Regions from separate parts of the Homo sapiens genome. Here regions 2, 3, 4, 5 and 6 are each linked to region 1. The links are chromatin loops, found by intact Hi-C in ENCODE. Cell type or tissue: mammary epithelial cell. All regions are shown on one strand. Each heading gives the region's core, and the rest is flanking DNA. Links, peaks and the distances in the headings are about the cores only. Region 1 holds the start of BACH2 (BACH transcriptional regulator 2). Region 2 overlaps BACH2 (BACH transcriptional regulator 2). Region 3 has its middle 57 kb from the start of MIR4464. Region 4 has its middle 110 kb from the start of MAP3K7. Region 5 has its middle 120 kb from the start of MIR4464. Region 6 overlaps BACH2 (BACH transcriptional regulator 2).

Evidence for each region. A loop is a pair of places that touch in the nucleus more often than their neighbours do. Peaks named below come from ENCODE experiments on the same cell type or tissue, not always from the same donor. Only the 100,000 strongest peaks of a DNase experiment are listed, where the experiment ranks them.
Region 2: it touches region 1 in a loop (8-fold over the local background); 64 of 110 quality-filtered maps call a loop at or near these places.
Region 3: it touches region 1 in a loop (4-fold over the local background); 32 of 110 quality-filtered maps call a loop at or near these places.
Region 4: it touches region 1 in a loop (5-fold over the local background); 68 of 110 quality-filtered maps call a loop at or near these places.
Region 5: a loop joins it to region 1, with 6 times the contacts of the local background. A loop is called at or near these places in 3 of 110 quality-filtered maps.
Region 6: a loop joins it to region 1, with 8 times the contacts of the local background. A loop is called at or near these places in 56 of 110 quality-filtered maps.

What each region holds. Positions count from the first base shown.
Region 1 is chr6:90,293,120-90,298,455 of GRCh38, forward strand. It overlaps BACH2 (BACH transcriptional regulator 2), which reads right to left and starts at 3,724. Exons shown (of 9, transcript NM_021813.4): 1 at 3,361-3,724. It overlaps LOC124901361 (a long non-coding RNA gene), which reads right to left and starts at 2,087. Exons shown (of 2, transcript XR_007059676.1): 1 at 1-2,087. LOC105377891 (a long non-coding RNA gene) reads left to right here and starts at 4,120. Exons shown (of 7, transcript XR_942778.4): 1 at 4,120-4,617. RefSeq lists an enhancer at 2,030-2,119 and silencers at 2,903-2,962, 3,588-3,637. In mammary epithelial cell, for the core only: CTCF peaks have their summits at 2,366, 3,040 (motif pointing left) and 3,868; DNase peaks (open chromatin) are centred at 2,292, 2,422, 3,042 and 3,792; H3K4me3 peaks cover 2,734 bases.
Region 2 is chr6:89,968,388-89,973,723 of GRCh38, forward strand. All of the region lies in intron 6 of BACH2 (BACH transcriptional regulator 2), which reads right to left. Among named protein-coding and RNA genes, the nearest start is that of GJA10, 77 kb to the left of the region's middle. In mammary epithelial cell, for the core only: CTCF peaks have their summits at 1,862 and 2,431 (motif pointing right); no DNase peak of the experiment used is centred there.
Region 3 is chr6:90,366,931-90,372,266 of GRCh38, forward strand. No RefSeq gene overlaps it. Among named protein-coding and RNA genes, the nearest start is that of MIR4464, 57 kb to the left of the region's middle. RefSeq lists an enhancer at 1,937-3,136. In mammary epithelial cell, for the core only: no CTCF peak of the experiment used is centred there; a DNase peak (open chromatin) is centred at 2,411; H3K27ac peaks cover 1,605 bases.
Region 4 is chr6:90,477,328-90,482,663 of GRCh38, forward strand. No RefSeq gene overlaps it. Among named protein-coding and RNA genes, the nearest start is that of MAP3K7, 110 kb to the right of the region's middle. RefSeq lists a silencer at 2,161-2,270. In mammary epithelial cell, for the core only: a CTCF peak has its summit at 2,187 (motif pointing left); a DNase peak (open chromatin) is centred at 2,094.
Region 5 is chr6:90,426,275-90,431,610 of GRCh38, forward strand. No RefSeq gene overlaps it. Among named protein-coding and RNA genes, the nearest start is that of MIR4464, 120 kb to the left of the region's middle. In mammary epithelial cell, for the core only: no CTCF peak of the experiment used is centred there; a DNase peak (open chromatin) is centred at 2,457.
Region 6 is chr6:90,095,013-90,100,348 of GRCh38, forward strand. The region is part of intron 4 of BACH2 (BACH transcriptional regulator 2); the gene reads right to left. Among named protein-coding and RNA genes, the nearest start is that of BACH2, 200 kb to the right of the region's middle. In mammary epithelial cell, for the core only: a CTCF peak has its summit at 3,130; a DNase peak (open chromatin) is centred at 3,239; H3K27ac peaks cover 2,890 bases.

The DNA.
Region 1 (5,336 bases), core at 212-5,211:
CTTCTGAGCAGGGAAGAGGAAGGGGGCCTATGTAACTGCACAGGTCTTATGCCCATGAAGCTAGTACTGGCTCTCACCCCCTGGACACACAGGAAGATATTTATTTATCTAAGTATTCTCTCATTCATTAACAATCAAGCCTGCATTTACAATAAGCTAGATGTCACACCCCTGAAATCTGAGGTTCAAAAACTAGAGTAGAGGGGCCAGGCACAGCAGAGATAGAGAGCCACTAGGGTCTCTTTCCTTTTTGTTAAGACTGGATCCACACCAGAGACACTGAAAGTTAATCCAAGTAAAATTAAACTGCTCTCAACAATACAGATTGGCTTGAGCCCTTTTGTTGGCATCACAGGAGCCTCGATTAGGAATTCTGAGAAACAGCTCACAAGCGCTAATGAATAACTAAGTCCTGTCGGCTGTGCAGACAGTGGGCCCAGAAGTGAAGGGCTGGCCTAGGAGAGATCTGAACATGAACCTGACCATCTGGCCCTCTGTGACTCACTTTGATCACAAAATGAATTGCAACAAATTGAAGAGCACATGGCTAGAGTTAATTGTCTCATCTGTAATCTGAATCTACTTTTAAGCAGTTATTATTACCCTCTATCAGGTGGAAACATTTCCTACCATCACTGCAAAGTGCATTTTCCTGATGAACTATAATGGATCATTAAATTCCATATCTGAATAACAATACTGTGCACTTATTCAGTGCCTTTCATCCAGGGATTTCAAGGCAGTTTGCAAATAATTAAGCCCCTTACACAGCAGCCAGAGGTGAGCTACTGGAAAAGAATTGCCTGAAGATACTAAGTCAAAGGGCATAATTCAATAGGAAAATAATAAATGGCTTTCTCCCAGGCACTGGTAATACAGAAAGTGAATCCTGATCCCCTCCCTCTCTTTCACCTCACCCCTTCTTCTTCATAGCAGATCCTGACATGCAACATACAAAGAACCAAAAAAGTAACTAACAGGAGTGTTCACAATTTAGCTATGAGTTCAGACACACACTTAACTGAGAAGTGTGTGTCTCCATGTAATCCTGGCAAACACACTACCAACTGACATTTCAGTCCACCTGCAGAATAGACAGACAGCAGAAGAATTTACTCAACACATTCATGATTACCAAATGGCAAACCTGAAGCCTCCTGCAATGCAAAACGAAAATACGGCTCTGCACCAATAAAGTTATGTTCTAACAAAAATACTTTATTCCATGGTTGTGTGTTCCATTTCTGGGACTTCGCTCTATTTCAATGATATTCAGGTTTCGAGAGTAAAAAAAACGTTGGAAATGGGCAATCAATAAATTTCTTTCAAAAACCAGAATACTAGAAGGGAAAACATTTCAGCCACTCAAAGTTTTGTGGTGAAATTATAAACTCCAGAAAAACTGAATTTATAATGGAAATGCTGACAGACCTTTCAGTGGAGCAGTTTGAACGCAACACTGTAATTTGGCAATCTCTCTTACAGACTAAAGACTAATTCTAACAAGATGTCATTTTGACTCACGTTTATTATTACCTGCAAGAATGAAAAACGCCGTTTACTCGGGAGGTGCCCGAGAACCAGGGTGGGGCGATCTCACATTTTAAGCAAGACGCCCGCTGCCTTACCAAAATAGCCCTCTCCGCCAAAGGAGGGGCAGCCTTTCACGCTCAGCTTCTTTCATGTCAGCCCGAGCCTTTGCAGCAAGACGTGCCTTTCCTACATGTTACATTTTAATGATCTGAGAAAACCGTTATCAGCGTTAACATCTCTAATTTTACTCTAAACAGACAAAAGCAAAATATCTCATTAGGCATCATCTCCGCCAAGGTTCCCACTAGGCAGGAAAGGATTTTTATCTAAAGTAATTACCCTTTTTAGTTAAATACACTCAACAGATGAAATTTACAGAGAGTGAGAGACTGCAGCACTAGACAGCGAAGGTGAAAACCAGGAACGCCGCGTCTCGCCGCCCGCGGGCCCGCCGGGAGACTGCGGGTCCGTCTCGCGGGTGGGGCGCCCCGGTCCCTCTCGTTTCCTGGAGGCCACAGGTCACGGCGACGGCGGTGACCGGGAGAGCAGGCTGCGAGGCGCGCCTCATCGGGCCACAGACAAACCACCCCGGCAGCGGCCGCGCCGGAACTTCCCTCAAGTTACCAAACTCGCCTACGCGCGGGAGAGTGCTGGGGATGCCCCATGCGCCCGCGACCCCAGAAGCCAGGAGTGTGCCACCCCTTCACACACTCACTCCCGGCCCTGCACGCTTCCCCTCACGGTCCGAGTTCCTGCAAATGCTTGGCCAGACCGAGGTCGCCGAGATGCTCGCTCCAGTCTCTCCCCTCGTGGGCACCTAGGGTAGCCCGTGAGCGCCGCCCGCCGCCGTCTCCAGCGGCGCCGGGCTCCCGAACACCCGCCGGGTGAGCGAAGCACAGCGGGGCCACGGAGCGCCTCGACGCGGGGACGGGGAGGGCAGTGTCCCCTTCATAAACCAGTCTCCTGGGTGAAGCTTCTGGGGCTTGGAGACTGGAGTGTAGGGTGTGTGTGTGTGTGTGTGTGTGTGTGTGTTGCACCTTGACTTCATGGAGGATCTGTGGGAGAGGAGGTGCAAGGTTTCCCTCTCAGAAGCCTGGCGCCCTTAGGTCTTAGCTACGCGGGACGCTTTCCGACAACCCGATCTTTCGCTAGGAGAGATTCGATCCAGGTCTGCGCCGCGAGGCCCCCAGCTCGCCTCTTCCTGCGACCCTAAACTTGGGCTTTGATTCCCCGCCGGTCGCGGTGGTCCGGGCCACCCGGCGGCGGCTGACAGCTGAGCGCAAAGGCGCCGCGGCCAAGGTCCTCGCGGAGCAGCCCGGGATGCGCACGCCGAGGGTTAAGGAGGAGGCCGCCCGGCCTGGAGCTGGGATCGCAGGCTGGGGGCCGGGACACCCGGGCCTCGCCGGGCCGGGGGCAGGGCCGCGGGTCTGACAGCTGCTGCGGCTCGCGCGGACGCGCGCCTCCTGCAGCCCGCCCTCCCCATGCCTGACTTATTACTCTCTGCTCCTCCTCCCTCTGCTGTTCCAAAACACCCTTCGACGCCAGCAAAATACAATGCGCCTCGGCCGCCGTAAACAGCCGGGAGGGAGAGCACACATTCGGCGCGGCGCGGCCGCCGGCTCGGCTCCCACCCCCTTCCCGTTCCTAGAAAATGCCATAAAAGCGGGCAGGGCGCGGGGAGGGCGGCTGCGCGCCCGGCGGCCGGGGCTCCCTTCCCGCGCCGTTTCCCCACGCCTCCCCGCCCGCCCCGCGCGCCCGCTCCCCCCGCAAACTTGCCCCGCCACCCCGCCCAGCGGCGGGGCCCGGGGCCCGGGGCCCGGGACTCACCTCGCCGGAGAACTTTGCGTCCTTTTCCGCCTCCTCTTCCCCGCGTCTTCCCGGCTCGCAGCCCCCTCCCGGCAGCCGGCGAGGTGGGCAGTTCGTGGGTCACCGAAAGCTCGCGGAGGGGACGCGCATCACATGGCAGCTCGTTCCCAGCCCCCCGAGTGCGCCGGGAAGGGGGAGGGGAAGGGGCGAGGGGAGGCCGGGGGGAAAGCGAGAGCGGGGCGGCGGCGGGAGTGGGCAGGCGGGGTGGCGAGGGCGGCGGCCGCTCACGTTAGCGCTGTGCGACCGCAGCCCGGGCGTGCACGGCCGCTGCTGCCGCTGCTGCTGCTGCTGCTGCTGCTGAGGCGGCGGCGGCTCGGCGCTGTTTGCTCCGCGCCGCGCGGCTTGCGCTCTCCCCGGAACGCCCACACTCTCAATCGCTACATTGTTGACATTCGGCGCTGACGTCACCCGCTCCCCATTCACAATAACTTTACGGGAGCCGGGCAGCGCACCTCCCCGGCCGCTGGGGCGCGGTACGCCCGGCGACTAGCGTAAGCCGCTCCGCGAATGGCGCTCCGGGGGCTGGGGCGGGGGGCGGGGGACGGGGGCGGGCGCGCGCGCTCCGCTGGCTCGCGGGAGGGGGCGCGCCTCATGCCGCCGCAGCAGCAGATCTCCCCGCTTTGTGCGGCCGCGCGGCCCGGAGAGCCCCCTCCTCCCGGCCCGGCTGACCGCCCCGCTCGGCCTGGCCTTCCCGGCCACGAAAGACGAGGGTTGGGGGCATAGCAGGGTGAGAGTAGTGGTGAGGGCTGGTGTGGCACGTGGGGAGGGGGCCAGAGCCCTAGGTGCTGCACCTGGGGAAGGAGAGCAGACGTCGGGACCGGGGATCCCAGGGTTAGCTAGCGTTTTCCCGGAAGGGCAAGAAAAGATGCTCCACTGGCCCCCACAAAGCTGACCGGACTCCCTTTTGGGTGGGGACCGGGCGAGTAAAAGCAGCCTTTTGAATGTTGACTTCTCAATCCTTTTCAGGAGGCCCTCCGCCTGCCCTACTGAGCGAACCTTTAAGCCCCCAAGCCAGTGTTTTTGGAAAGAGAGTGGTCAATTTCAGGAGGACATTAAAAGCCAACCTCCCGGGCTTCAGCCCCAGCTCCTACTGCCTTCCAGCCACTCTCCCCTGCCTTTCCTTTCTGCGGCTCTTAGGATGTTGTTGCTGCCCTTAAAGGCCGTCGTGTGAGTGCCCTGTCAGAAGAAAGCTTGGTGGTGGTTAGGATTTTACAGAAGGTAATTAGGATTTAGGCTGAATGTACATTTGCAATAAAATAAGGTTGTGTTAGTGTTGTGCTGGTGCCTGCAACTTTACCTCTTGCCAAGGCCAGAAAATTCTGCCACGTTTCCCTAAACACCTATAACTTGGCCCTCTTGTGTACAGGCAGTATTCCATATTATTACACGTGGTGCTGATTTTTAATGAATATTATAAAAGTTTGGCTCGCTCTACTGAGAGAAGGATCATAAATCCCCCCTGTAAAACGGGCACTGGCGTATGCTGAGGAAGCAGTGAAGCGTCCTGGGAGTCTTGTGATATCATCTAAAGTGTTGCTCTGAACTACCTTCATTTGAGGGCAGAGTTTTGAAAGGCCCCATTTGGAATGTCTGTGTGGAAAGCTAAGTGATGGCTGAAAGCAAGCTGAAGGTGCTGAGCTAATTTTTCTAACAGCACTGCAGAGTCCCTGCGTGGAGGTCTGGCACGGGACTGTGAGATTTTCTCTGCTAACCGACCCGGCCTTCAGATAAGGAAAAGTCCTAGAGCTAGGAGTAGCCCTCAGTCTCCTGACCTCTGGTCTGGTGCCCCCTAGGACAAAACACCCTGCTTCTGAGGTCCCTGCCTGACCCCTGGCAAGGACAGAGTACTAATTCCTGGTCTGCCCTGGCCAGGCCGTTTCTTATAGTTTTATGGATGGTTCTGTTTCTCATTCCTCATTCTTGTAAGTATGTGTTTG
Region 2 (5,336 bases), core at 235-5,234, 320 kb before region 1:
TACATGTCCTCTGCATAAATTCTAATAAAATCTGTTAAAAATCTGCATTGTGATGAAAGTGTATTTTTTTAAGAAGGCAATAACATTACATGTTTAGAAAGAATTAACAAAAGTCCACGTTTTCATGCTAGTTGGATGACAGTATTTAAGAAAAGTTAAATTGATAAAACATCATTAGATCACAGAAAGGCTAAAGCCATAAGTATTTTGTGTACATATGAGGCATTTTGCATAAATGTTACTAAATAATCAATGCAAAAAATTTACTTGAGCATTCACTGTGCTGGATGCTGAAGTGAACTTGAAAGAAGCAAAAAATGTAGTTTTAAAAATCTGTCTTGGGCTGGGCACAGTGGTTCACGCCTATAATCCCAGCACTTTGGGAGGCTGAGGCTGGCCGATCCCTTGAGGTCAGGAATTCCAGACCAGCCTGACCAACATGGTGAAATCCCATCTCTACTAGAAATACAAACATTAGCTGGGTGTGGTGGCGTATGCCTGTAGTCCCAGCTACTTGGGGGGCTGAGGCAGGAAGACTGCTTGAATCTGGGAGGCGGAGGTTGCAGTAAGCTGAGATTGTGCCACTGCACTCCAGCCTGGGTGACAGAATGAGACTCTGTCTCGAAAAATAATAAAAAAAGAATGTGTCTTAAAAATGTAGTCTTTTTTTTTTTTTTTTTTTTTAGGCTGAGTTTCACTCTTGTTGCCCAGGCTGGAGTGCAATGGTGCGATCTTGGCTCACCGCAACCTCCGCCTCCTGGGTTCAAGCGATTCTCCTGCCTCAGCCTCCCGAGTAGCTGGGATTACAGGAATGTGTCACCACGCCCAGCTAATTTTTTTGTATTTTCAGTAGAGATGGGGTTTCTCCATGTTGGTCAGCTGATCTTGAACTCCTGACCTGAGGTGATCCGCCCATCTCGGCCTCCCAAAGTGCTGGGATTACAGGTGTGAGCCACCGTGCCCAGCAAAAATGTAGTCTTAAGAAGGTAAGAATTCCTGGAGGAACTCACAATGTATCACAATCAAATAGGAGAATAATTGATGCTGACCTATCCATTGTTGAGACTCCTGGTGCAGCAGAAGATGAGAGACAAGGGACGGATGTGGGCTGCCACCACTCTACCACTACGCTTGGATGGGAGCAGGTGGGGGACAGAGAGCGCAGCACCAACAGGAGTCAGCCTTTGTCCTTCAAATATTGTGACCCTGACCTTGGCAGCCTCATGCTTTCTAGGAAAGGCTCTGCCATATGCACCTGGGATTAACACCCTTCTCTACCTGAGAAACCAGTGCCCTCCACCCCACCTAAATGAAACTTCAAATGGGGCTCATAAAAGGGAATGACATGACAGGAAGAGAAACGATCTGTTGGGAAGAGGCTGACAGTGCTCGGAAAACCATGGAGCAAAACAGATGGAAGAGGACACATATACCAGTCCTGCTGGAACTGCAGGATGGTGAGAAAAGACTGCAAGCTGGCTTGGAAATGAAGGCTGGGTGAGTTGAGTGAGCAAAACTGGTTCATCCTTAACCTGCTAAGTTAGAGTAAGAGAATTTTAGATGGTGGGGGTTGGGGGATGACTGTCTTTTAGATCAGCTTGGAAAAAATAAAAATCCTCTTCTACACTAAAGTAGGAAAGACCACAGAGTTAGCAAAGAAGGCATTTCAGAAAGTCAAATGGGGAAAAAAGAAGAATGTTAGATAAATAGGTGAAATTATAAAGTGTCTAAAAGCAACTCCAACAGGAGAAAGAAGGTGGGCAGGGTCAGAGTTCGGAGGATGTGAAGGGCAACAGAGGCCCTGTGAAGTACAGGCCACCCTCGTGAGGAGTAAGGACAGTGCTGTCCTGCCACCTCAAGGTAGGGCCTGGCAGTGCCCTGTTCCCAGTTCTGTGCCCCGAAGTGAAGCGCCGCCGACAGGCTTTGATGATCTTTCCACCTCCTGACTCTTGGCGGGCAGAGCATACAGTCACAGACCAGATATTAGAACACTTTATCTAGCATATGGAAGGAACAGAATGTCAAAGGGGTTTATTACTGTACCTGACCAGATAATCAGGTAATTAGCACTATTAACAGAACAGATTGGACACATTTATACATGCATTTGTATATCTCCGGGGAGGCATAGCTTCAAAAAAACATAATATCAGGTGTTTTTTATTATAATGTTTGTGTGTATGTGTGTTTTTCTAAAGAACATTTTATTTCTCAGAAAGGATACCAGGCATGTTTCTTTTCTGCACCTGTACGGCCCTTTTTCACTTAGTCAAGCTGGACTGCAAACAATGAAGAAGGAAATTTGTTTCTGGCCCCCCCCAGATCTTACAACAAGCACTGCCGAGCTGGCTGGCTTCTTTGTTCATATGCCCAGGCCCCCACCTGGGTGGTGCGCAATTCTAGGAATATGCTCTGGCTGAAAGACAGAAAAGACCAGGAGAGGGAGCACAAGAACACAAGATATTTCTATATCTGGGTCGCAGGGAAAGTCACAGAAAGAGAGCAAGGCAAAGAGAAGCAAATGCCTCAAAAAATATATGCGGGATCTTAACGGTGTATTTTTTAGGTGCAATAAAAAGGGAATTTGGAACTTATGGTTTGTTCATCACATAGAATACATTTTTAGCAAATTATATTTAATGCAGAATAAAGGCTATTTTATTTATTAGTTTGTCCTGAATGATATCATTACTTTATGAACTGCCAAATCTGTCAGCAATTATTAACACTCCACAGCTAGCTGCCTTCCCCTAGGTGTTTCAGTTCACCTTTGCCACACAGTAACATGGGAACAACTGCGTCAGACGACAAGCATGCAGCCCCAGGCACAGATCAGTGAGTTTCAGTGACACTACAGCACTTAGCTGGATTAAGTTTATAGGCTGAGAACAAGGTAATGACACCAGGCATTCTCCTCCACAGGAATTCACAATATGGGATGTCACTGGTGGGCACCTTTTCAATATAAGATACAAATCACCTTATCCCTTTAACGAATGCATACTGACCACTTTGCATGGTTCTATTGTGTCTTAGGTGCTGGGGGCATAAAACAATGAATATGAAGGAAACGGTACTTGGTCTGAGAGGTTCTAGGCTATTGGGACAGAGACAAGTCAACAGGTAATCACAACACAGCCATGATAAGAACTGTCAGTACGGTTCTTACTTACAGGGTGTGTAAGTCCATTTTCATGCTGCTGATAAAGACATACCTGAGACTGGGTAATTTATAAAGAAAAAGAGGTTTAATGGACTCACAGTTCCACATGGCTGGGGAGGCCTCAGTCATGGTGGAAGATGAAGGAAGAGCAAAGGGACATCTTACATGGCCGCTGGCAAAGACAGAATGAGAGCCAAGCGAACAGGGAAACTCCTTATAAAACCATCAGATCTCATGAGACTTATTCACTACCAGGAGAACAGTATGGGGGAAACCGCCCCCGTGATTCAGTTTATCTCCCACCGGGTCCCTCCCACAACACATGGGAATTATGGGAGCTAAAATTCAAGATGAGATGTGGGTGGGGACACAGCCAAACCATGTCACAGGGGAAGTACAGCTGCTGGCGGAAGGGCATCTAACTGAGGAGGTGACAAATGAGCTGCAGCCTGAGGGAGGATTAGTTAGGTTTTGGGTGGGAGCTGGTGTTCCAGATGGAAGAAATGAAATGTGCAAAGACCTAAGAGAGAACATAGCATGCAGTGTGGTGTGGCAGGAGCAGCAGCTGGGGCAAGGGCACAGGTGAAACTGGAGAAGGGAGCAAGGGGACGGGCTGGGAAGGTCCTTCCGTGTCCGCCGCCGAGGCTGGCCCAGGGGCCTCACTGGAGTCTGTTGCGCAGGAGAGTATGAGGGAGACTCCTTTGGCTGCATTTGGGGAACAAGCCAGACGGGCGGCAAGCCAGTCACAGAAGTCCAGGCAAGCACCACTGTGGCCGGGATACAGGCAGTGGTGTTGGGAAGGGAAATATAGACAGATGAGAGAGGCCATTAGGAGGAAGAGTTGGCGAAGTCTGAGAGTATAGGCCAATTCAAGACTGAGAACGACTAAAAAAAGCATCATGTTGCTTCTAACTAACCAAAGCCACAACCTGGATACCCCATTGACGAAAACAAGGTATCTTTGGAAGCTATTTGGGACGCTTTACAGTGTGTAATAGGAATTATGTACAGGTTCCCAGGCAGACCCAAGGCAGTTTAGGTTTCAGAGTCATAAATTTTGGAGGAGGATAGGGCTCAGAATTCTGTAGCCTGGGGCTTTCTTTAAATGGACACCTTTGATGTCAGTCTGTTGTTTCAGTTTCTGCCTAATGTAGGATTTTTAAAAACAGCACACTTTCCCAGTAAGTCATTCTGATCTGGCAATGAGAAAGAGGTGAAAGTTCTCACAGGATGTAAAGGGTCTTTAAAAAAAACGACGGGCTGGGTGCAGTGGCTCAAGCCTGTAATCCCAGCACCTTGGCAGGGTGAGGTGGGCAGATCACGAGGTCAGGAGTTCGAGACCAGCCTGGCTAACATGGTGAAACCCGTCTCTACTAAAAATACAAAAAAATTAGCTGGGCATGGTGGCGGGCACCTGTAATCTCAGCTACTCGGGAGTCTGAGGCAGGAGAATCGCTTGAAACCGGAAGGCAGAGGTTGCAGTGAGCTGAGATTGTGCCACTGCACTCCAGCCTGGGCAACAAGAGCGAAATTCCATTTCAAAACAACAACAACAACAAAAACAAAGATGGCTGGGCGTGTTGGCTTGGGCCTGTAATCCCAACTACTCAGCAGGCTGAGGGAAGGGGATCGTTTGAGCCCAAGAGTTCAGGACCAGCCTGGGCAACACTGAGACCCCATCTCTAAAGAATGAAAATAAAAAAATAAGAAAATATAAAAAATAAAGGTGATTGGAAAATAGATGAGCTAGTATAATGTGAGATGATGCTGCATACAGCCATGGTCAGAAACGGGGAAAAGGCAGGGGAAAGTTGACTTTCCTCCCAGGACCTGTTTGTTGATTTCCATGATAATTGTGGAGCAACCTACCAAACCTACCAGTTCTATGACCAGGGTCTCCACTTGGACCTTTAGAAGCTTCTTCAACACTTGAGTGGACTTCAAACTTCAAAGTGGACTTTGTGATTCCGACCCTCCTGCCTCCCTCTTTTAAGGACCCTTGTAATCATTCAGGACACTCCCCCACCTCAAGACCCTTAACTTAATCTCACCCACAAAGTCCCTTTTGCTATGTCACATGACACACTCACAGGTTTTTGGGGATAAGGACATGGGTATCTTTGGGGGCCAGTATCCTGCCTGCTATACCGGGTTATAAAATCTGCCTAGCTGG
Region 3 (5,336 bases), core at 246-5,245, 74 kb after region 1:
GGATAAAGAAGAAATTGTGTTTTTATATATGTATAAGTTCCACTTATACCTATACATACCTCTCTCTATATATACACCTCTCTCTATATATATGTGTATCTATACCTCTCTCTCTATATATATTCATATATGTTCTCTATATGTACATATATATAGAGAGAGGTGTATATATATATACCTTCTTCTTAAAGAAGAAATTGTGAGAGAGATATATAATATATATATCGTATATGTATAAAGTATATATATATATATACACCTCTATATATATATCTATACCTCTCTATATATACATATATGTATGCATACATATATACGTATATATTCATATATACGTATATATGTATGCATACATATATGCATATATATTCATATATATTCAGCTCCTTTGCCCATTTTTAAATTTGGTTTTTTTTTTTTTTTTGCTATTGAGTCATGTGAGTTCCCTCTATATTTTAATTATCAATGCCTTATCAGATGTATGGTTGGCAAATATTTTCTCCTAAATCTGTAGGCTGTCTTTTCATTTTGCCAATTGTTCACTGTGCAGAAGCTTTTTAGTCTGATGTAGTCTCAGTTGTTCATTGTTGCTTTTGTTGCCTGAGCTTTTGTTATGATATCCAAAACTCATTGCCAAGGCCAATCTCAAGGAGCTTTCCTCCTACACTTTCTTCTAGGAGTTTTATGGTATCAGGGCTTATGTTTAGGTCTTTAATTTTGAATTGATTTTTTTGCATATGGTGTAAGATAAGGATCCAGTTGCATTCTTTGGCATGTGAAGATCCAGTTTTCCCAGCACCATTTATGGAAAAGACCAACATTTCCCCATTGCAACCTTTTGGTGGCCTTGTTGAAAATTGTTCTCACTATATATGGTTAGGCTTCCGTTCCATTGGTTTATGTGTCCACATGTTTTGATTACTATAGCTTTTTAACATAATTTGAAATCAGGAAGTGTGATGCCTCTCACTTTTTTTTTTTTCTTCAGATTGCTTTGGCTATTTGTGTTCTGTTGTGACATAACTTCTAAGAAGGGATTTGTATAAAATGTGTACAACACGTTATGGTTTATTAACTTTCTTTCACTGGCCTTGTTTAATTTTACTCTCACCTTATCTTTTTAGGGTTGGTGACATTATTCTGATTTTGCAGATGAGGAAACAGAAGCACAGAGACGTTTTGTGGCTTGCTTTGCTGTCCTTAGGCAGAGAGGAGTCTGATGGAGAGTTAACTATAGTATTCTCCGTGGCAGATGGCTGTGCCTCCTGTCCAGGGCAATTTGCCTTAGCAGGCTGGAGAACAAAGAGCACTGAGCCAAGAGTCCTTGGCCCCACCACCTTCCATATAACCTGAGGACTTCTGTTTCCTCAATATGGTTCTTGGGGTCGTTTTTAGGATGAATTGGGTTTTGTGAGAATTGTGTATTGCCATGCAAATATATGTTATGAATAATACCTTTGAACAGTCATTCTTCAGCTTATGGAAGCCTATCCATTTAAGGTAGAAACTTAAGATGTATCTTTCTCCTCCCTGTATTTGGTAAAGTTAGGAGCTAGGGCAGCATAGTTGAAATGAATTAAAAGAACTTTTTTTTCCATTTTTCTAATTTCTATTTCCATAATATAAGTACCCATTCATGGAAAAATAAAAATTAGGTAAGTGATAGAAATTACAAAGAAAGTTACAAATATTCAAAATGCTTCAGTCTACCAACCTTGAAGAATAAAATATTTTCCTATTCAAGAACAAAGAATCTTGTGGTTATGTTGATAGAGAAAATATCTTTAAGCCACACTTTTTAAAAGTCATGCAAAAATAAGCTCTGAGGTTTATTTGTTTTAGTGGGCTGTGCTCCACTGGCATCCTTCCTGGGAACATCATTCTTCTTTCCTTTTGTTTTCCCCTGAATTTTTGAGCATAGGTTTACAGTTTGAAGGGGGAAAAATATTTTCAGCTTACATTTACTGTTTTTTTTTTTTCAGTAATAAGACCACATAAGGTTGAGATCCAGGTATGAGAAAGCTTAATAAAACTTAATGTCTTGGTTCTTGATGACCAGCCAGTGCACATGCCACTAAGTAAGTGAGATTCATCCTCTAAGGATTCACAGTGAATCTTTAACCCTGCCCTTGAGAAAGTATTAAAGAAGATCCAGAGACGGGAGCAAAACAAAATACACAACCAGAGACACTGTGTGCTGTCAGCAGCAGGCATGTACTGGTCAAGGAATTAGATGACTCAAGGTGGTGACTCATTCAGCAACTATGTAGTGTTTGCGGTTGAAGAGAAACCTTGGCCAGAGAATGACTAAAATCTATTGGCAGCGTCTTTAAAAGAATCATGACTGGGCCTACACCAGCGAATACGCAAGTGTGCTTTTTTTCTTCGTCTTTTACTAATTCAAGACTGAGAGTAAGAAAACACCATCCTTGTTGACGCCCACTATTACAGCATGCTCTCCAGGGCATTCCCAGCAACTACGCTCAGTGAGACTGAGTCCAGATACTTATCTCTGTGTTTGGACGTGGTCATATGTGTGCATGTTTGTAGTTAGTAGGATGAACAAGTCAGACTTATACAAATTGTTAGAGGCACTTGTTCTTGATAATTAAAAAAAAAAAGCCAAGAGAAAGTTTCCAAATTTAGTTATTGTATTAGTTTCCTGGGGGCTGCCATAACAAAATACTACAAACTGAATGGCTTAAACAACAGAAATGTATTCCCTGGCAGTTCTGGAGGCTGGAAGTCTGAGATCCAGGCGTCAGCAGCGTTGGTTCCTTCTGAGGTCTGTGAGAAAGAATTCGTTCTGTGCCTCCCCCTGAGCTTCTTGGTGGTTTGCTGGAGGTCCTTGGCATTCCTTGGCTTGTAGAAGCACCGTTGTGTTCTTTATCTTCACCTCCACATGGCGTTCTCCCTGTGTGTCTCTGTCTCCAAATTTCCTCCTTTTAGAAGAAACCAGTCACATTGGATGAGGGGCCCACTCTGCTCCAGTATGGCCTCATGTTAACTAATTGTACCTGCAATGCTCCTATTTCCAAATAAGGTCACATTTCTGAGGTCCTGGCAGTTAGGACTCCAACATAAGAATGGACAGGAGGGGGACAGAATTCAACCCATCGCCTTCTCCATATCAGCCAGAGCTAATTTATTACAAAACTAGTGGATCCATTTGAAATTTTGTGCTAATCAATGTTAGTCTCTTTTTTAAGTCCAGAAGAAAATTTCAGTTTTAAAAAAGTTTGAATATATTTCATATTAGAAGGAGTAACTATTTAAAAATAATAGAGACTCACTAGCCTAAAACAAAGTAGTTAACCAAACAATTTATTAATCATCTGGGTATAATGCCATGTAAATACATTTGCATTTATGAATGCAAATGCCACACAAGCATGCCATCATTAACAGTGCAAAACATGAAATTTTAACAAAATTGTTGGACTAGAAGGTAAATTTGGTATCTAAAATTTTAAGACTCAGTTTAGCTTTTGAGGTTGCTCAAAGAGCTTGTTTTTCTTTTTGACATCAATCCTTGTAAAGGGAGCATGCACGTGGTTGAGCACAGCTATGTATACCCACACCCCTGTGAGTGCAGTGTACATATCTCTATCTGTGCTGTTTACAACATTTAAAAGTTCCTCGTGTGAATCAGAATGAACCTAGGCAATAAAGGTTCACTTGAGTCACTGAAGTCAAAGAATAAGATGAGCAGAAAGGATGGCTCCACAGGAAATGGAGTTCTGGGTTAGTTCTGGGTACTAGGGAGGTGTCAGCCTTGTGGACTGAAGCTCTTTATCTCTGACTCCAGCTACAAAAGAAGAGCATATTGGCCTTGAAGGTATAATTGATCAGCTGATGTAAGAACTCATTCCTTTAATAGGGACTCATTTCTATCCATCCATGAGCTTTGCACATCCATGTATGAAGTTATTGCCTTTCTCCTGGTTGGATTAGAGGCTTAGTAAGGGAGAGTCAGCATTCTTGGGACATTCACTGTGTGAGATCACTGGAGCAAGTGAGTTTAAGCACTAAAGGTAAGATTCTGATCTCTCTTTTTGGGGACTTCTTTTGCTAGGGCCTGGGTTCTAAAGTTTACTATAGCTATAAACCAATATTGTGCTAATGTTTCTTACAAGAAGATGAATTTTGAGCAAACTCATTCATTAACATCATGTTTATCCTTTTATTGTTAGTTATAATCATTTGTCACTTTAAGGTCTTTTTAGCTCATTAGAGTGTGAAGTATACTAAATTCATATAAGCACAGCCCATATATGCTTTTTCCAAGAGGGCCAGATACTTAGAATCATAAAATGTTATAGCAGAAAATGACCTTGGAAATCATCTAGTTCAATCCCTCATTTTACAGATAGGGAAATTAAGTTCTATAGAGGTTAAGTGACTTGTCAAAGGTTAGCGACCAATAAGTCGCAGAACCAGGGCTTAAACCCATTTCCTGATCCTTTTTCTCTACTGAAATCACCATTAATGATAGTGCCAGAGCAGGGCTGCAAATGAAGAAAGGACTGTCCTACAACAGGCACTTCAAATAGAATCCTGTCCAATGAATATGCTATTCCTTATATTTTCTCTGTGGGCATTAATCTCTGGTATATATATTCAAAGCAGATGCTAACGACTTCTTTTTTAATCCTTGGGCAATTCTAAATTTTCAAAGAATTAAAAGGGCTGCTTAAAGAACATAAAAAAAGCAAATGAGGGTTATTTATAAGAAGGAAAAAAGGTACATCTTCAGATCCACTTCACTTTTCCTTTTCTCCAAGCAGTAGTCACAAGGGACATTATCAGATATTAACATGATATAAACAATTGCTAATATCGACAAGCCACATTATACCATATTCCATTAAAATTTAATTTACCAATAGAAGAAATACGGAACTAATTTTAGATTTCTATCACCCACCCAAATATAATTTTATGTTCTCTTTAATTCTGAGATCCCCAAAGCTTATGTCCCAAACATTTTGTGTCATCTAAGAAGAAACTGTATTTCCTACTGCAGAGATTTAGTGCCGCTCCTGCCAGAAGTCAGTGAAGTGTTCTTTTGTTGGCAAGCATTATAGGGCTGGGGTCTAAAAGAAATTAATTTGAGCATTTTGGTTGATTTTAATAGCTTGACCTCTGAGTGTGCGAGCAGTGAGGCCAGGGGGCAATGGCAGGCCATCCACGCAGCTGAATTAAAATGAAGCCCTGGCCTTGCTCAGGGAAACCTTCTCTCACCTGCTTTTCATTTCCTTTAGCTATTTCTGGTAATGAAAACTGGAACCACTGCTATATATTTTGGAGTCTAGAAGTTCTATACATTTTTATTT
Region 4 (5,336 bases), core at 73-5,072, 180 kb after region 1:
TAAAGTGGAATAATTGCTTGAGTACAATTCGAGACCAGTCATAGTGAGACCCCATCTCTACAAAAAAGAAAAAATTAGCCAGGTGTGGTGGCACACACCTGTAGGCCCAGCTTCTTGGGAGGCTGAGGTGGGAGGATTGATTGAGCCTGGAGGTTGTGGCTGCAGTGAGCCGTGATCACACTGCGTGGGCAACAAAACAAGACTCTGGGCATTCCAGCTTGGGCAACGAAATGACACCCTGCCTTAAAAAAAGAAAAAGAAAACGAAAACAGGAGAGAGCCATTGGCTTGCCAAGTTTTTATCTTGCCAGGGGACATCATTAGATATAAATCAACTTCCATTCCTCCCTAAGAGAAACATTTTAGTCATGAAGAAATAGGAAGGACAGAATCTCAAAACAAGAAATTATCTTGTAAATCTCAAAGTAGCTTTATGAAAAACTTACCACATTGTTCTTTTGTGCTCATTTTGATGCAGACCAGTGAAAGAATCATCATGAACAAGCATTTGGGAAATAAACCTAGAGGAAGATTTATAATTCCAGGTTGTGTTTCCATGAGTGGAATTAAGATAATCGATCTTGCACTATGTTATCTTCAAAATGAATCTAAGAGCTAAGTAAAGTTTCAATCCAGAGACACAAAGAAGAAACAGGGGTTGACATTTGATAAAACTCATGCTATAGTCTGAATGTCCCCCAAATTCATGTGTTGAAACTTAATCTGCACTGCATTGTCTTAAGAGGTGGGGCCTTTGGGAAGTGTTTAAGTAGTGAGGGCTCCACCCTCATGAAGGGTTTAGTGCCTTGTAAGAGGGTTGGAAGGAGCCAGCTTAGACTCCTCTGTTGCTCTTCCACCAGGTGACAACACCTAGATGGCCTCATCTATGAGGAAGGAATGAGCCTTCATCAGACACTGAACCTGCCAGCACCTTGATCTTGGACTTCCTAACCTCCAGAACTGGGAGAAATAAATTCCTTTTCTTTATAAATTACCCAGTCTCAGGTATTTTGTTATAGCAGCCGAAATGGACTAGGACACTCACTAAGATGAGGCAAGCACACAGGAATCGCTGCATATGTACTGGGTGTGTTGCTGAGCCACCCCTCCCCCCGCTTCATCTGGGCCATCTCAGCCTTCTGTTTGTCAGGAACAAAACTGATGATTGCTAAGCCTCCTTGGCCCTAGGGATGGGGCTGTTGAGCTGAACCTCCGCTGAACCAGGCCTGTAGGAACTGCATTCAGGTCCCAGGCTGGTAGGGAGGGTCAGCTCAGGCTCTCCCTCCTGCCATCTTGCTTGACCTCACCAAAGAATTCTGAACCAGAACATGGGTGTGCAACCTTCTGTGGCAGAGATGGGAGAAGTGAGATGCTATGCCCTGTTAAACAATGTGCTAAACACTAATATCACGAGTCAAATTCTAACTTTCAATTAGAGAGCCCTGATTTCAAATTCTGGGGCTTGGGCAAGTCACTTCACCTTTCTAATATTCAGCCTTCTTGTTTGAAAATAGGGCCATTCGTAACACCTACCTCTCATAGCCATTGTGAGATTAAATGAGGTAATCTACATAAAGTATATAATGTAGCACTTACTGTGTGTTCAATGTGCATTAACTAATATTAATAACATTGGTGCAGGGTGCTCCTTTCTAGAGGCAAGCAGGCTGGATGATCCTAAAAGATGCTTTGAGATGCGTGCTAAACATCATGTTTTGGAAGAAATTTGCTGCCAGTAAATCCCTACCTCTGAGTCTCTGGTTTCGTTTTAACAGCTCGTACTCTACAGGTGGTCACAACGCGGAAGGGATTGGAGTGTTTGCAGCCTGGGGAGTTGCTTCTGTAGTTGAGGAGATCTGGAGTGTCGCCTTCTGGATCCGAGTGGCCCTGCTTATTCATAAGGATGGAAATGACTTGGTATTTAAACAGTGGGGAGTCCAGTTAAGCTCTTCTCTCATTGACTATATTCAAGATCCCATAGTAGGTATCTCCCCAGCAAAACTACACAGCCTCTGGTGAGGCTGGAGAGCACAGAGAAAACTCCAGATTACCAAACACACTGACAGTGACACCACACCCTGGAGCTGTGCGGTGACTCACCCTGCCTGGGTAGGAAAACTCTCCCGTCACTGCTGTGAGCAGGCAACGTTAAGGGGTCCTTGGAAGGCTGTGCTTGTACTGCCATCTAGTGGTTTAAAAAAGTACGGCTCGCTTTGGGAAGGGTCCTGGATCCCGTAGTCCGAGCTGTGCAGTCAATCACTAAGCACTAGCATCTTCCTCATGAAAATTTAGTAAGATGAATATTTTATTGAAAACTTGGCATGCTAATTTCCTAATTTAATTTCATCATTCCCCCCACAAAGCACTGAAAAGTTTGTGAGAGTCAAAATAGAGTGAAGAGCACCAGCCTAGGAGTTCGAAGGCTCCTTTGAGTGACAACTCCCAATATAACTTGGAGGAAGTGGCTTAAACCTTCTGTTTTCTCTAGGAAAAAAAATGGAAGTTAATTCCCCAAGTGTACCTCTCAGTAAATGGCTGGGAGGTTGAAATGTGGAGCCACTTGTTCTCCTCTTTCTAACATGCTGCTTCCCTGGCCCCATGTTCTCTGGCTTCTAAGCACACGTTCTTTGCATTTCTTTTTAATTTCTGAATTTCAGGGAAGTAGTCTTTATCTATGGAGACCCTTTGGTTTCGGAATGTGGGTTTTTCCCTTGAATCAACTGCCCCAAGAATATCAAACAACGCTTACATGGGCCTGTTCTCTGTGGGTGCTTTTCTCCTTGACATAGCAACAGTTACACCAGCTCTACCCCAAAATGTGCCAAGGTCTTGATACACAAAATTTGGGTGTTGTGTTGAAGTGATAGGTTCAAGATCCTAAGGGTCAATAGTCTGTAAACCTACTGTTAGGGAATTTTAAACTTCTCCAGTGTGGTGTGTGAGCGCAAAGGAGCATAGGACAGGAACTCCAAAGACCTTGGTCTACTCTCCAGTGCCCTTTGATTCTGGGCTCCTCACTTAACATCAGCACCTTCATCTGTAAAATGGGACTATATAATAAGAACTTGTCAGGATTGCTAAGGCGATCCAGTGAGGTAATGTTTGAGACAGTTATGTGTAAAGCAGAGAGGCCTGTACTGGTGTTAGTTACTGTCTTTATGATTGTTCCCTCATTTGGCACCTCTTCTATAGCAATTATGGTACTGGATTTGGGGTAACCACCACTACCTCAGGTTTACTAGGTGTATGTGTTTTTCCCTCCAAGATTTACTGTATTTAAACAATTGATGGATCCACCTACTGTCCTTATTTGAAGATGATGTAGTCACAGCCTATGTGGTTTTGTGAGCCAGCAAAGAATAGTTTAATGGTTCAATTAGCTCCTTGAGGAGATACATGGTGGTTGAGATATGCCAAATAAGCAGCATGCAACCTCTGTGGGGAGAAAAGAAGTCAGCCGACTTCTTGTGAAGACACAGCTTCCTGCAGAGCCAGATGTAGCTCGCGTTTTCCTCTTGCTTGTTCCCAATAGCAGTGCTCAGGGGGGATAAACTTTACTTAACCTAATTAATTTTAATCACAGCTTTCAAATCTCATACTGTGAAAAGAATTACAAATTGGAATACATTAATAGAAGCCATAGTTTATGCTGCAAGCTAATCATGAAATGTGCATTTACATTTTCTGCATGAGTTTGCAATTACCATTGAAATAAAATGCCGTTATGTCCTTTTAAATTACCAAAATGTGAAGAGCAGATTGAGCCAGGCCCATTTTTGTGCTACGTTACTACAGGAGTGTCTAAATTCCCAAGAATTAGATGGCTTCCTCCATCTGAGTTGCAGTGAGGAATGATTTCCTGTTGTCTGCTTTGGGCAATTTCCGTTTTTAAATAAAAATCTTTTAAACTGATTGTACAAATGTCTCACCCGCTTTAACGAGTAGTCCTTTAAATTTAGTACAGAGAAGAAATTTTATGTGTATGTAAAAATTATGTGTGTGTATACATACGTATATCTACATATGAATGATATATGCATGTAATTTTTCATTTAAGTTCCATGTAAGCTTTCATGGAGGTACACATGGAAGTAAATGCCAGCTGGTTCCTCAGAGGATCTGAGGCATTTAGAGGAAACACGGAGGGTATAAAAATAAAATTTTAATAAAGAATTAGCTCCCAAATTAGAATAGAATGGCGAGACGTCTGCAGAGTCCGCATGACTTCTATGTGTGGAGGACTTGGCAGTTTTGCCCCTCTTTCACACGCGTCATCTTGCTCGGTCCTCGCAGCAATGATCCTGAGGTGGGCAGCACAGGTGTGATTTGATTGTCTCCATTTTACAGATGAGGAGACTGAGAGCACATCAGTGAGGAGCAGAGTGGGTCTTTCAATTCCAGGCGGAGACTCTTTCGGCAGGGAGGCTCCCTCCATCTAGAAACACAATTTTTAAACTATCAGAACTCAGTAAGGAGGGACAAGTAGGGATAAGCAGTGACTGACCACCTGTTAACATCATCCTGATACCTAAATAAAAGTGATGTAAAACACCATGGGGTGAATGTGCCTTCATAATAAGTTATGCGGCTTTGGCTGGTTTGTTTGGCCACCTCGCTGGACTTACTCAGACTTTGGATTTTCAGAAATATTTTATATACAATTATGCCTGAGAATGTTCCTAGCATACTGCTGACTGGTTGTTAAGCATGTGCAGAAATAGCATCCCACAACAACAATGTGAGGAAGGGAAGGTAATATCTTTTCCTCACTCATGGAATGAGGGCCTTCGGACCTACTTCAGAGGAAGGTCAGAGAATTCTTTCATGGCCTGCTTCAGGGGAGAATGGCAGGAAAAGGTCAAAGAGACCTTCCTGCTTCTGTTTTCTTAAATGCTGAGGTGCTATGTATTGCGGTAGCATGTCTTGAGCCTCATCATCATCAACAACAACCACCACAACAACAATAATAGTAAATAGCAGCTACCAAGTGTTGATTGCTTACTATGTTCTAGACACCTTGTCATGTGATGGTCTTTCCCATTTAGTTCTCTGTTGATATGGTTTGGCTCTGTGTCCCCACCCAAATCTCACCTTGAATTGTAATCCCCATAGGATCACCACATGTTTAGGGAGAAACCTGGTGGGGAGTGATTGGATTATGGGGACAGTTTCCCCATGGGCCTCGCTGGTGATAGTGAGTGAGTTCTCACGAGATCTGATGATTTCATAAGAGGCTCTTCCCCTTTCACTCATTTGCTGTCTCTCTTGCCTGCCACCATGTAAGATGTGACTTTGCTTCTCTCTCACCTTCCACTATGATTGTAAGTTTCCTGAGGC
Region 5 (5,336 bases), core at 189-5,188, 130 kb after region 1:
AATATTTGGACTGGTTGGTACAGATTAAATCTTGGAAGTAACCTTCTGGTTTTGGTCTGTCTTTAGAAACATGGAGATAATCCTAGGAGAGAGAAACACTGGTTCCTTTTAGATCTGTTTGATTTCATTAGGACTAATTTATCAGTAAGCCATTGGGAACCTGGAAATTAGTAGATGAACAAGGCAGCACAAGTTAATTAATTAAAAATTAATTAGTCACCACAAATTTCATGTCAGCTGCTCACAGGTCTATGTTTTTTGTTGTTGTTATTGGTCTGGATACAAACAAGAAAAAGTCCTTATGTTCCTTATCTCACTTCTGACTTAATAGATCAAGCTCTTTTGGTTTTTCTCTTAAGAATTATTTACCAAAGTGTCAATATCTTGGAACCTTTCCCCAAATTTTCTACAATCTCCTTAAATCAAGTACTGCAATAGAATATTTTTATAGAAAAGAGGCTGATTACATGCCTGTAATTGCAGCACTTTGGGAAGCTGAAGTGGGAGGATTGCTTGAGCCCAGGAGTTCAAGACCAGACAGGGCAACATAGTGGGACCCCATCTTTGCAAAAATTTGTAAAAAAATTAAACAGGTGACATGCACCTGTAGTCCCAGCTACTGAGGAGGCTGAAGTGGGAGGATTGCTTGAGCCTGGGAGGTGGAGGCTGCAGTGAGCCTCCACATTCCAACTTGGGTGATAGAGTGAGACCTTGTCTCAAAAAAACAAAAGGAAAAAGAAAAGAGAGAGGAAAAAAAAAGAAGTACTATAGAAAAGAATGGCAGTGAGGTTTTGGAGACAGAAGAATCAGAAAAATAGTAGTAGGTACTAGCAATAAAAATAGAAAAACTTTGCCAGGCACAGTGGTTCACGCCTGTAAATCCCAGCATTTTGGAGGCTGAGGCAGGTGGATCACAAGGTCAGGAGTTTGAGACCAGCCTGGCCAACGTGGTGAAACCCCGTCTCTACTAAAAATACAAAAATTAGCTGGGTGTGGTGGTATGCACCTGTAATTCAAGCTACTCGGGAGGCTGAGGCAGGAGAATCCTTGATAATCGGGAGGCAGAGGTTGCAGTGAGCCAAGATCATGCCACTGCACTCCAGCCTGGGCAACAGAGCAAGACTTCATCTCAAAAGAAAGAAAAACTTACAGGTATTTTCCTGGTATTGGCTAAGAGAACAGTTTAGAGCAGGTAGCACATCAGTGTAAGAATCTGATGCATATCAAGCCTTACATAATTGTCACATATACCATGAGCAATTTCCCCAATCATGTTATGATTTTTGAATATAATTTGTTAAAAAAAAAAAGGTTAAGTTCAATTTTGATTTTAGTCTATTTTGGTCATTTCTAAGTAATCCAGAATCTTTACTAGTCAGTCTGAATATTTTGCCAGTTCTTTATCTCATATAAGTATAGTTTTATTATTCCTATCTATATTTTTCAAACCTTTCTCTGTAATCATTGAATTTAATTCTATGGATAGTTGGTGATTTTAACTAGTTAAGAATTCTTTGAGCATGGGTCTTTGTGAACATACCATTTTCTTTTTTTGGTAATCCAAATAGTGAGCAAACATGTGCTTTATGACTCTACAGATTTTCCCAACTAATTTAAAACTATGATTATTGGCTGCAAACCATTTCTTTATTTATTTATGACAGGGTCTTTCTATGTTGCCCAGGCTGGTTGCAAACTCCTGGCCTTAAGCAACTGTCCTACCTCAGACTCTGAAAGTGCTGGAATTACAAGTGCGAGCCACCATGCCCAGCCTAATATTATTTATTGAATGGACAGTATGTCCGCTGAAATTTTAGGATATAAAATTTGAAGGAAAGATTAGTTTCTATGATGATTTCTAGGCTGTGAATAAATTTAAACATATATGATGCATTTGTCATATCTCCCTCTATCCCTGGTTTGGTGAATGGTAGCTTTGTAGTGTGTTTTTTTTTTTTTTTTTTTAACAAAGTGACACGTGTGTAGTTTAAAAAGTCAAATAATTCTAAAAACGTTTATAACAAAATACTGCCACACACACACAAAGATCCACTCCACTCTTCAGCAGCAACTACATAAAATAGCAGTTTCTTTTGGTGTTTACCAGTATATTTTCTTTAAATAACATGTATATTGCTGCCTTTTAATACTTTACAATTGTATTTTGATTTACTATGATAGGTGATAATCTCAGCTTTAATATAGCCCCCCCTTCTCTCTCCCCCAACATATTTGTAACTTCATGAAAGTAGAAACCTTGCTTGAATTGTTCATTGCTGTATCCTCAGCACTTAGAACAATATAGCACATGTACATTCTCCATCAAATACATTTTTTTTCAATGAATGAATAAACCTAGAGAGATCCAGGACTGGGACTACCTGTCATAACAAGCATGTTAATTAACAGGAATTTGTTTTGGCTGCCACTTGCGTGGCTTCAAATCTGGAAGGAAGCTCTAAAAGCACTGTTGCCTTCTTTGGTTTGGCATTAAGCAAGCATTTTTTGAGTGTCTGCCATGTGTCATCACCAGAAAATATGTTAAGAGCACAGCCTTTGTAGTCAAACATATGGGGTATCAATCTTGTTTTGCCACATTCCAGCTATATCACCTTGGAAAAATTAATGTCTCTGAGTCTCAGTTTCGCCATCTATGAAATAGGATGATAATAATCCTGATGTCCTGAGTTTTGTGGAGGTTAAATAAAATAATGCATGTAAATTATTCAAGATTGTATTTTGGCACTAAATAAATATCCAGAACATAGTCAGTGTTATCATTAAGTATTATTAGTTTCTATGATGGCCACAGCTATTCTGTGGGATTAATAGGAGTATTAGTGGGGGATGGTAATGAGTGAGGGATAAAGTATTGTGCCTAAAAGTCACCTTTTCCAGGAAGATTCCCTGATAAACTACTCTTGCTGACTGCTTCTTGGCTTCATATATTCATCGCTTATATATTGTATGTTGTTGCTTGGATCTTCTTGTAAGTTATTTTTTCTTTTCCTTAAACCTCATCATTGGGGCTGCAAGGCTCTTCTCTCTTTTCAAGAGTTTCCTAATGTTTAATTTAATTATATATTCCTTTCTATTCCCCTTTTCTGCTAACAACCTTTGAAAAGTATTTAATGTGTATCACTTAGCTTTAAGTGTTTTTGAAAAATGTCTACCAGTGTCTTCTGTGCAAGTTCTTCTAATTTCCTCAAATGCTATTGTGTTACTATCTGTCACTCTGTTTCTCACCAAGCACTGTTTTTGTGCTGTGCACATGTTGCTATGGACATGTCTACTCTGTTCTTCTTAAGGACACAAAGTACTCCATGGTGTGCATTTACCACATTATATCTATTCACTCCTCCATCAATTCCCAGATTACCTTCAATTCCCTACCACCATAAACAAATAAACAAAAATCTTGCAAAGAAAATCCTGTACATGTCACTTTAAAGCTTGTGCTGAGCAAGTCTTAAGAATATATTCTAAGTGTGGAATTGTTGAGACAGTATGAAGCTATATACTCCTTGACAGTTGTTCTCAAGTATCTCTTTCTGGATGCATGTTATATATCCCTAATTAGCTTGTGAGCAGTGAGGTCACTTTCAGCTCTTCAAACAAAAAACAGTGAAGAGAAAGCTGGTCCAACACTGGGATAAGTGGTGCCTTAAAGTGGCAAGTGGAACATAAGTAGACTCATTCTACTTCTAAGTGTCTATAGAAATGTAAGTAGGGAAAGTGTGCTACTCATTTGTTATTTTTATAGCCCATCAACAAGAGAACTTGCTGGCATTATCTGTATAGCATGTGGAGAACCCCAAACACAATAATCCAAAAGTAATTTTAAAAAAAACACCAAAAGGAATCCAGGAACTAATTGGTTGTGATTGGTTTTAATAGTTTTGTGCCTTTACAGGGCAGAGAGGGCATGATCTTGTCCCTGACTTGAACATTTTATGCTAATCTGCAATCATAAGAAGTCATAAAATCACCAGGGCTCAAGAAGGTGCAGAGTAGAACAGAAAGGAATTGGGTTCTAAAGGTAGATTTATTTGTTTTTTTTTCTCCTATTTTTATTTTGACAAACTTCAAATTTTAGAAAAGTTGCAAGAAGAATATGTAAACACCTTTCTACTCTTCATGAAGATCCACTAAGTGTTACCATTTTACCACATTTGCTCTGTCTCTTTCTCTCTCCATTCACCCACCCGTCTACCTACCATTTGAATGTTCTCCCATAAATATTCAGCACTCCTTTCCTAAGAACAAAAGAATTCTCACCAATAACCAAAATACAGTCTCACACTAGGCAAATTTAACATTGGTACAAGGCTTTTATCTAATGCAAAGTTTATATTCAAATGTTTAGGACAGGGTTCAGCAAACTTCTTCAGTATCGGGCCAGACAGTAACTATTTTAATCTTTTCAGGTCAGACATTCTCTGTTGCAACTAGTCAACTTTGTAACGGTAGAGTGGAAGCAGCTACAGACAATGCATAACACAAATGAGTGTGGTTAGGTCCCAATAAAACTTTATTTACAGAAACAGATGGTGGTATGGTCTAGAATTTTTATTATTTTAAAAAATTGGTGCTAGATTTTATTTTAGCCTTATAAATCTCATAATTCAAGATGTATTACAGAATTCAGTCTTGGTTTTGAAAAGCTTTTGCTATGGATTGCCATGGATTGGATTATTCAACCATATATCATTTTACCTCTTACATTTCTTCATTTCTGTGAATCTAGTTTCAGCAGATCTACCTCTTTTTTATTTGACAAGACCAATATTTACCATAACTAATACATGGCTTTGTCTCTTTTTTTAAAAAAAAATGTGTTAAAATATATATTTTAACACAAAATTTACCACTGTACCCATTTTTAAGTGTATAGTTCAGTGGCATTAAGAACATTCACATTGTTGTGCAACCATCATCACTGTACATCACCAGAAATTTTCATCTTCTCCAACTGGAAATATGTATCTATTAAAAAGTTAGCTCACCATTCTTCCCTCTCCTGAGCCCTGGCAACCATAATTCTACTTTTTGTCCCTGTGAATTTGACTGCTCTAGCTACCTCATATAAGTGGAATAATATAGTATTTGTCTTTCTGTGACTGGCTTGTTCACTTAGCATATCCTCAAAGTTCATCTATTTTGCAGCATGTGTAGAATTTTATTCCTTTTTAAGGCTGAATATTTTCCATTGTACGTATATGCCATATTTTGTTTATCAATTCACCCCTCAATGGACAACTAGGTTGCTTTTACCTTTTGACTTTTGTGAATAATGCTGCTATAAACATGTGTTCCAGACTCATTTTTAAAGCATG
Region 6 (5,336 bases), core at 91-5,090, 200 kb before region 1:
CTCAAACGTTCAGCTGGTTCCAGGCTATATAAAAATATTACTGAAAATCTGATGACAGCTTTGGTAACAAACATCTTGAGAGTGGCCCTGAAATCCTTATTTATATTCAGAAACACTAAGTGGAGTAGTCGCACGCCATTTTATGGCTGAAGGGGTTCAAAAGGAAAGAGGTCAATTGATGTTAATTGTTAATTTTTTGGAAATTCAGAGATGAAGTTTTTTTTTTTTTTAAACTCTTATCTTTCAAACAGAATTTAAACAGACACTTGTATAAGGCAGAACCCCTTTGAACCACAGATCTTGTGGCTTTTGTGTTTTATTCTACTGGCATGGAAAGGTGATGAAAGAAAGTGGGCTTTTTTGCTGCAACAGAGAAAGAAGTGGGGAGGGAGATGCAGTTATTTCAGACAGGATGGCGAACATTAATTGAGATTAAACAGCTCTGAAAGTTTCCACTTCAACATTTCAGGTTCTGGGACTCTAGCTGAAGAACCAAAGCTAGAAAATTCACTTATTTGACATTCAAGGTGTTTAAGTTCCCAAATACAACAAAGAGGTTATCAGATTTTCACTTCTATCATAAAAGGATGGTGCAGGCAGAACTACTTGCCACTAACAAGCCAGAAAAATAAAAAGTGTGATAGAAATGTGTTGAAAGTACATAATTTGAAATAATTCTTGGATTTCTGCAGACTTTATACATAAAAATTGGAATACTAGCCTGTATTGATACATCATCACCATCACCATCATCATCATCATCATCTCCACCACCACCACCACTGCCGCCTTCATCATCTCCATTTACTGAAAATATCTATTTGCTAGGAACTGTGCTAGAAATTTTACAGGAATTATTAGCCTCTCTGGTACATGAGAGAACCCTGACTCAGAGAGGCAACGTGTTTTGCTTAAGGTCATACTGCTGGAGACAGGACAACATGCAATCTGAATCCAAGCTGGCCTGTCAAGGCTACCTCCTTTCCTGTACAACACTGCCTTCCTCTACAATGTGGGGAGACTACATCCTTCTTCTGCGAAGGAAACATGACCACTTTCCCATGTGCCACCAGTAAAACATGAAAGTAAACTGACAAGGCTGCAGGTCCCACAGCAATTTAACTATTTGTATGAAGAGTTTTAGTGCTAAAATGGTTATAGTTCATGAAGCATAATTTCTTACTTGTTATATATTTCAGTGTCGTTTCTGTCCCTTGACTATGCAAAGCCCTTGCCTGGCCTTGCCACCTGCTTCTCTCTCTGCCTAGAATTCCCTCCCACAACCCTTAGCCATGCTGGTTACTTCTCCTTCACTAGGTCTAGTTCAAATATGTCACTTGCAGAGACACTGTCCTTAATGTGCTCTGTCCTCTCCCAAACAGCTAGGCATTGCCCTGCTTGTTTCCATCAAGGGATAACCAAAATCCACATGTTTATTTACTGTATAATTACCTATCTTCTCTCTTGGTCCATGTAAGACCCACAGCAGCAGGGACCTAGCTTCTCTTGCTAACCATTGATACCTGACACTTGGAATAGTGCCTGGCACAAACTTGAATGAATGGCTACACCAATACATGAATGAAGATCAGTGTTTGCAGAGTACAGTGACAGGTACACATAGAGGAACCAGAGGAGAGACATTGCCCTGGGGATCTGCCTTTGCCAGCCCTCGAGTCCTAGGCCAGAGTTCATCTGCTCTCAGCTTGAACCCTGCCTGGAGACTGAGCATACACCTGCACTTGGCCCTTGGCCCTCTTCTCCTGCTGCACCTCCTGACATAGCCTCTTCTTCCCCAACAGAGGCTCTTCCTCACACGATGAGCTCAGCTTCTCTCCCTGGATCTAATCTCTACATTCCCACCACCATCCACCTCGTATAAAAATCAATCGTGCTTACTTCTCCTGTGGTCACATACCCTTCAGATAATCTGGGGCCACGGCCTTGGGTTCCATCACACCCATAACCATGTGGCACTGTCAGGGCTGACTCCTGGCTTGTTGCATGCATCCCTAGTCCAGCCTGACATCCAGCACCAGGCTCTTTCCCAGCCTTCTGTCCTGAGCCACCTCACTTCTTTCTCCTGTCTGCCCTCTCTTCCCAGGTCCAAGCTCATGGATGACTCTTGGCAGGCTGGGGAAGAGAAAGAATGTGGAACAGAGGAGAGAGAAAGTCAGAAGCAGCAAAAGCTGCTGTGTGTCCACATGGGAAGCCCGTGGACTACATCTGTCCACGAGAATTTTCATAGTGTTCTATAGATTTTTTTTAAAAATAGTGAGTTTAAACTATGGATCAGCAGAGCTGAAAGGGACCTTGGAGATCACTGAGTCCCACTGTCTCACTGTACTGTTGAAAAACCAACATGTGAGTAATGGACCGAGGAGGAAGAAGGCAGCATTTGTGGAGGGCTTAACATCTGCTTTGGGATATAGGGTCCCAGGTCCCATAGCCAGTGAGTGGCAGAGTGGGGACCATGCAATGCTTAAATGAGCACTTCTACCCCATACACACTTTGCCCTACGACTTACATATTCATACCACGTGTGGGAAAGGGTGTGGCATTTACCACATAAAGATACTTGGAATTCTTGCCTCAAAGGGTAAGTGGGTTTTCCTTCTGTATTAGCCGATATACTTTTTAAAAATTATGGTAAAATATCCAAAACGTACAATTTACCACTTTAATCATTTTTAAGTATACGGTTCAGTGGCACCAAGTACATTTGTTTCGTTGTACAGCCTTCACCACTATCCATCCAATACATTTTTAAAGTGAGTATTTTCTAAAACTATACATCCAAAACAAGAGTGAAGGAAACAAAAAAGAAGTAGAAAGAAAAGACAGGTAGAAAATAAACTTTTGGGCATGCATTTCAGCTGACAAAAACCTTTCATACGAATTAGCTTCTCTGTGACATATTCATTATTTTCCTAGTAATGAAACGGGAACTGTGAGACACCATGTGAAAAGGCGGCTTTTATTGTTTCTCTAGGTTCTATACTAGCTGTATCCGCTTACAAAAATGTTATACAACCCAGTACATCACAGCCTTCCACGCCTCCTCCATAAAAGGACAAGTAAAATAGTATTTCTTGGAAAGACAGGCATTTACCAATGCACTGCATCTAGATGGAGCTGTCTCCATCATTCTAGTCTGTTTCTAAACAGGGTTTTAAAGTCTTGGCACAGAACACAAAGAATGTCCCTTAGCTATTCAGCATTTAGTTCAGCTCCACAATATATTTAGCAAGATTTCTTTGCCCCCCCCGCAACCCCCACCCTTCCCTTCTTGGTTTAATGACCTCAAATGTACCAACATCCTGTCTTACCTAATCCCCTAACAAGTTCTATCAAATGCCAGGACAGAATCAGACAGCACTGCAGGCTGTGAGATCATTCACTAAGAATTCATTTTTATTCCAAAAATTAGGAGTGCCAGACCATTTAACACAATCTATCACACAGCCAGAAAATTAGCCTAGCGCTTTAAGAGAAACATTTAAATAACTTTTAAATATCTTCTTCCTGACATAGATTCTTTAAAAACCTGAAGACTCTCTCCCCAGAACCAGACGCATAGACACAAAACATTTCCACATGATAGCAAGAGCTCAAGGACCCTTTGAAGACGATGTAGGCCCCCTAAGAATCCATAAACCTCAGGTTAAAATCTCTTGTAAAAGAACTCCAGTACTTCTCTTTGTCTACAAGCCCCTGTACTGGATCCTGATCCATGGAGCATCCAGGGTAACTTCTTCTGGGGCCACTTTTGTCTCTGGATGAGAAACGACTTGTTTCAGCTTCCGGAACACCCCTACGTGGCTTCTGGTCCAACTGACTGTCAACACGGCTAGGCCTCTCCCCAATTCAGCTGGCTACTCTGGGAACGTTCATTTCTCTTACTGGTCCATGACATGCTGGCTCTACCCCAGTGTTAGGTTTTGCTTTTCAATTGGCAATCTTGGATCCTGTGGTCCCTTCTGTCTTCCTGTCACTTTCCTTGTGGTCCTTGTGGAACTTTTGTTTTAAAAATTAAACCTGTTTTTTTTTTCTTTATCATAAAAGCAACGGCCTCCCGTTTGCACTTAATTCCTTTGTTTTTTCTCCAAAAGCATACTTCAGCCTTCATACCTTTGTTCTTGGGAAGACTTTGCCCACCTCTCTAAGTGGCAGGTCGTGCCACTCTCTGTTCAGTTCGGGACAGGGTTTCTCCTCCAGGAGAAGTGTGGGGCAGTGAATTAGGAATAAGCCTAAAGTCAGAGAGACCCAGGTCTAGTCCCAACATAGCTGACTTTGGCCAAGCAATTTGAACAAAGGCTCAGTTTCCTGATGTGAACAAACAAGGAAGATTAAAGCCAACATATGCTTTTGTTTTATTTTTTTTAGACAGGGTCTTGCTCTGTCACCCAGGCTGGAGTACAGTGGCGTGATCATAGCTCACTGCATCCTCGAACTCTTGGGCTCAAGCGATCCTCCGGCCTCAGCCTCCTGAGTAGCTGGGACTACAGGTGTGTGCCCTTAAAACTGGCTATGTTTTTTGTTTTTGTTTTTTAAGGAAGACTAAGAGAGCTGATATGTTCACAGCTTCTGAAACACAGAAGGTATCTAGTAAATGGTGATGATCATTTCATTCCCTTCTAACTCTTCACATATGGGATTCAGCATACATTCTATATTTTAGAAGCAACTCCTGCTGCTTTCTATTAGGTGGCCAGGACCACTTACGTTTGGAGGCTTAGGCATTTTTTAACAGGTTTATTGAGATATAATCAGCATATCATACAATTCACACCTTTAAAATATACAATTCAATGTTTTTTAGTATATTCACAGAGTTGTGCGACCATCACCACTATCTAATATCAGAACATTTCCATCATCCAAAAAAGAAAACCTACACCCATAGTAGTTACTCTTCATTTCCTTTCCCCTTCAACCCTTGGCAACCACCAATCTACTTTCTGTCTCTGTGGATTTTCCTATTCTACACATTTTGTATAAATGGAATCATCTATTATGAGGCCTTTTGTGTCTAGCTTCTTTCACTTTACCATATTTTCAGGGTTCACACTTGATGTAGCAAATGTCAATATTTCATCCCTTTTTATGGCTGCATAATAATCAATTATATTCATCTACCACATCCTGTTTATCCATTTATATCAGTTGATGGATATTTGGATTGTTTCCACATTTTAGCTATTATGAATAATGCTGCCAAGAACATTTTTGTATGGTTAGACATATTTGGACATGTTTTCAATTTACTTGGATATATACCTGGAAGTGAAATCGCTAGGTAGGATGGTTAATTTTATGTGTTAATTTGGCTAAG